Linked DNA regions of Homo sapiens: region 1 is linked to region 2. The links are chromatin loops, found by intact Hi-C in ENCODE. Cell type or tissue: Caco-2. All regions are shown on one strand.

Region 1 (2,500 bases), 150 kb after region 2:
AGCAGTGCTGGAAAAAAAAAGAGGACCTTCCAGCTGGGGGATTTGGTCTCACTTGAGGCCCTGTGGGAACTAGTAACCAGCAGGTGAATTGTTAATTAGCAGGCAAAGCCTGGCCTGGAATAAGCTGGTGCTTGACTTCAGTGGAGTTTAAATAGCTGGGAAAACGATTGTTCTAAGGATACTTGACTGGAGGCATTTCCAGCACATGCTTGTGGCAGAAGGAGTGATGTGTTCTGTCCTAGGCACCTCTGCTGCTTCTGTCATCGACCTAGGTGATATGCTTTGGCTGTGTCCCCACCCAAATCCCATGTGTCATGGAAGGGACTCGGTGGGAGGTAATTGATTCATGGGGGCAGGCCTTTCCTGTGCTATTCTCATGATAGTGAATAAGTCCCATGAGATCTGACAGTTTTATAAAGGAGAGATCCTCCACACATGCTCTTTTGCCTTCTGCCATGTAACACGTGACTTTGCTCCTCCTTTGCCTTCTGCCATGATTGTGAGGCCTCCCCAGCCATGTGGAACTGTGAGTCCATTAAACCTCTTTCCATATAAATTACCCAGTCTCAGGTATGTCTTTATTAGCAGCGTGAGAACAGACTAATACACTGGGCTTGCTTTCTTCTGTGCATCTTCTTTTTGTTTTGTTTTGTTTTTGGAGACAGAGTCTCACTCTGTAGCCCAGGCTGGAGTGCAGTGGTGTGATCTTGGCTCACTGCAACCTCTGCCTCCTGGGTTCAAGCAATTCTCTGCCTCAGCCTCCCAAGTAGCTAAGATTACAGGTGCCAGCCACCATGCCTGGCTAAATTTTTGTATTTTAGCAGAGATGGGGTTTCACCATGTTGGCCAGGCTGGTCTCAAACTCCTGACCTCAAGTGATCCACCTGCCTTGGCCTCCCAAAGTGTTGGGATTACAGGCATGAGCCACCACGCCAGGCCTCTTCTGTGCATCTCAAAGGCTTGAGAAAAATTTTTTTTTTTTTAAATAAATAACAGAGCATTACATTTCCTTGGTGAGGGGTTTTGGGGCTTTTTTCCCCATGTCCACATTGATCTGTCAACACCTGCCCCAGGTCCCTGCTGTTCTCCTTGCCCCATACCTGCTGCCAAAAGAGGTGCTTGCTGTCAGAAAGCCGGGGTCAAAGTGTCTCTACCACTGGCTAGCTGGGCAACCTTGGGTAGGTCCCTCAGTTCTCTGAGCCCTGTAATCTTTATGTAAAATAAAGATTGTATCACCTGCTCCACCTACCATAAGAGGCTGTTGTGAGAATCAGCCTCTTATGGTAGGTGGAGCAGGTGATCCAAAAGAGTTAATGTAGGTGAAAGTCCTGTCCTTCATTAAACCACAAAGCATCATCCAATTGCTCTTGTTGCCTGCTGCCTCCTCTCTACTTGTAGTCATTCATTCCTGGCTGAGAGTGCAGAAGTTGAACAAGGCCCCATTACTTTTTAGTTGTATCATTTGGGGCGAGTCATGCTGTGAATTTCTGTTTCCTCATACATAAAATGGGAATAACTTTACCTAGCATTTATTTACATCCTTCTTTATTTACACTGCACCTTGACCCAATGATGTTATCAGCACGAAAGCCGAGATAAACACACATAAAGCACCTAACCTAGACTTGGCACCCAGTCGGTACTCAGTAAAAGGGAATTCTTTCCTTCCCTGTTTGTGGAAATTGGACTATGGTATAACCCAGCTGAGATGCCTTCCTTTATAAAGAAAGAACTCCTCCTCTAATTGCTGAGGATAGTACTGTCTGCTACTCCTTCACCCTCAACTTTTTATCTCAGTGCTTTGCTCAAGGCCCAAACATGCTTAAAATTCTCTTTTGAAGTCTGTAGACTAGGGAGTTATATAATGGAGTCTTCTTTTATTACTTGGGGATAAAGATTCCTCAACAGCACGTGTGAAAAAGACTCAAATATTTGGTTGACTGCAAAATTAACATGAGTCAACAGTGTGATGAACAAGCAAGAAATGTATTTTAGGAAGTATGAAGGGAATGGTCCAGTGAGAGGATAGCCTTAGACTCATTCTCCTCATGTTGGTCAGACTACGCTTGGACTAAAGGACTCAGTTCCAGATGCTGATGCCTGGGGATGGATCATCAGAAAGGAGTGCTAGCAAAGAGCTTGGGATGCAGGGTGTTTGAGTAACTTTCAGAAAAACTGAGGCTCCTTAAACTGCAAAAGATGTATTTCAGGAGAGATATGTATTGTCTCTTGTTTCTTGAACGGACTGAACAAAACACCACCACTTTGGATTTACTTAAGAGTAATAATTTCTAAGGAGTATGTAGAAGTACACATTTGAGGTTATGTGACTCCCAGGGGAAGAATTAGGGACAGTAGGTAGAAGTTATGGAGAAGTAGTTTTAGTGGTATTTCTGTTTCTATTCCTCTTTACAACTCTGGGTTTTCGGAAGAATTAGCTATTAAAACTATTTAAAACTTGGCTTTCTTACAGCCAGTTTCAGCATGATGTTACATACAA
Region 2 (2,500 bases):
AGACACCAAGTACTTGTTGTGGGCTGGCCACTGTTCTAAGCTACCGGGATAAAAATTATTCTGCTCAGAACAAATTATCTGGGGATTAGGGAGAAAGATGAGCAACTAACTGCCTTGGGGGAGGCTGTTCAAGAGGAAGTGGGGATATTCAAGAAAGAAAAGTAACATTTTTGAGCCAAGACTGGGCCATGTGTAAGATAAGGCACTTATTATGCACTTTCATCCTCTGAAAACAGCTCTCAGAAGTAGATATTGTTATCTTCATTTTGCAAAGGAGTGTGGCTTATGAGACCTGCCCAAGGCCACATACAATGGACAAAGCTAGGATGTGAATCCAGGTCCTTCTTAGTGAGCCTAAGCCCACAGTACGCCCACTCTGCTTCTCCCAGGGATTAATGAATGATTCATCACAATTGTTTTATTTCTGTTCGTAGGGTTTTCTCTCCTACACCTTAATAAAGCCAAAGTTTATTTACTATTAAAGTTACAATGAAGTACTTATGAAAGCATACAAATTTGTAAAATAAGTCCTTATGTTTTCAAGAAAATTACCAGATATAATATTAACGACAAGATGAAACAAAGATACGAATCATGACTTTTGTCCTGTTTTAAAGTCACCTTATGGAACAATACATCATGAAATCAATAGTTGTACATCTAGGAAATTTACCACTGGAGCTCTCTTCCACTGGTGTGGATATTCTAATTGGTCTCAGGTGGCCGTCTCTGCCATTTTGGTGATTGGCTAGAATCCAAGGGTGTTTTTGAAGATGGCACCTGGAATTCACAAAACATGGCTAATTCTTCTGAGAAGAGATGGGACACAAACATGAAAGAGGAGTCGTAAAAACGTCAGGCATCTTTCGGTGCTCCTTCATCTCCTAAGGAGCTTCTCCCAGGACAGGTCTCTGTCCCCGCATTCTTTCCTTCCGCCTGGAGGGTAAGTTCCCGGATGCAGGAGGTAGTTTGTTTGCCCGAGGGCTCCGACCAGCATTGGGTGCTGAGGGAGGCGGGCCCGGCGGTGCGCATTTTTTTTTTTTTCCAGACAAGTCTTGCTCTGTTGACAGGCTGCAGTGCAGTGGCACCATCTCGGCTCACTGTAACCTCCGCTTCCTGGGTTCAAGTGATTCTCCTGCCTCAGCCTCCTGAGTAGCTGGGATTACAGGCGCCCGCCATCATGCCCAGCTAATTTTTGTATTTTTAGTAGAGACGGGGTTTCGGTTTCACCATGTTGGCCAGGATGGTCTCTATCTCCTGACCTCGTGATCCGCCTGCCTCAGCCTCCCAAAGTGTTGGGATTACAGGCGTGAGCCACCGCGCCCGGCCCCGGCAGTACACTTTGAATTCAGCAGTGACCAGGGCTGTTTGTTTAGAAAAGCCCGGGGCTCTGGTTCTCCACTGTAGTGTCATTCAGCAATGATTCCTTAGTGACAAACAACCCCGCCCTAACCCCCAGGTGAGTTTGACCCATGTCTGTTGCTATGCCAACCACAAGGCCCCGCCCCTTTACCCCAGGCTGACTTGGGATTGGCTTTTCCAGTGGGCAAAGGTCAAGGAAGGACGGTTGCCACGGATCATGCGCAGCGCGATGGCCTCGGCTGTGGGCTTCCGCCTGTTTGCCTTTCTTCCGCTCTCGGGGTAAAGGTCACCAGGGGCTGGTTCAGACCGCAGGCTCTGGAATCTGCCACACCTGGGTTGGAACCTTCACCACTGTCCCCCGCCCCAGCCACATTCTAATGAGTTACCTGCGGCAAGTTTAGGTCTAAGCCTCAGATGTTTTCCTCAGATGTAAAAATGTGTATTACCAAGGTTGTGAGATTTTGATGATAGCCGCAGGCACTTCTGTCTTCTTACAACATGCTATGTGTTTTTCTGAGCGTTTTACATAAGCTAACTCAATTCATCCTCACAACAAGCCTACAAGATAGGTATCTTTGTCATCCCACTTACAGATGAGGAAACTGAGGCATGGGAAAGTTACAGGACTTTCTCAACATCCAGTAGTTTGTAGATGCAGACCTGAGACATCAAAGCAAGTTTGAGTCCAGGAAACACCGTTGGGCAGCACATGCCTGTAATCCCAGTGCATTGGGAGACTGAGGCGGGAGGCTTGCTTGAGACTAAGAGTTCCAGACCAGCCTGGGCAAAGATAGTGAGACCCCATTTCTACAAAAAAAAAAAAAAAAAAAAAAAAAAGAAGAAAAGAAACACATGCCACTTTGGGACACAGTAGATATTTAATAAATTCTATTTATTTTTAATCCCATTACTATTATTGGTTCTGGTTTTCACGGCTTCCATGAGTCACTTTGGAAGTGGAGTGAGACAAAACGTTTTTGTGAGAGTATGATTTAAGAAAAATATTTTTGGACTGGCTGAGGTGGCTTGTGCCTGTAATCCCAGCACTTTGGGAGGCTGGGATGGGAAAATTGCTTGAGCCCAGGAGTTCCAAACTAGCCTGGACAACATAGTGAGGCCACATCTCTACAGAAAATAA

The links. Hi-C counts contacts between places; a loop is a spot of excess contacts. Peaks named below come from ENCODE experiments on the same cell type or tissue, not always from the same donor. Only the 100,000 strongest peaks of a DNase experiment are listed, where the experiment ranks them.
Region 1: a loop joins it to region 2, with 4 times the contacts of the local background. A loop is called at or near these places in 3 of 110 quality-filtered maps.

The regions. Positions count from the first base shown.
Region 1 is chr12:93,163,322-93,165,821 of GRCh38, reverse strand. The region is part of intron 3 of LOC643339 (a long non-coding RNA gene); the gene reads left to right. Among named protein-coding and RNA genes, the nearest start is that of LINC02412, 9.8 kb to the left of the region's middle. In Caco-2, no CTCF peak of the experiment used is centred here; a DNase peak (open chromatin) is centred at 1,546.
Region 2 is chr12:93,313,825-93,316,324 of GRCh38, reverse strand. The region is part of intron 2 of LOC643339 (a long non-coding RNA gene); the gene reads left to right. Among named protein-coding and RNA genes, the nearest start is that of NUDT4, 63 kb to the left of the region's middle. RefSeq lists a cis regulatory region at 1,638-1,651 and an enhancer at 1,572-1,716. In Caco-2, no CTCF peak of the experiment used is centred here; DNase peaks (open chromatin) are centred at 944 and 1,554; H3K4me3 peaks cover 1,430 bases.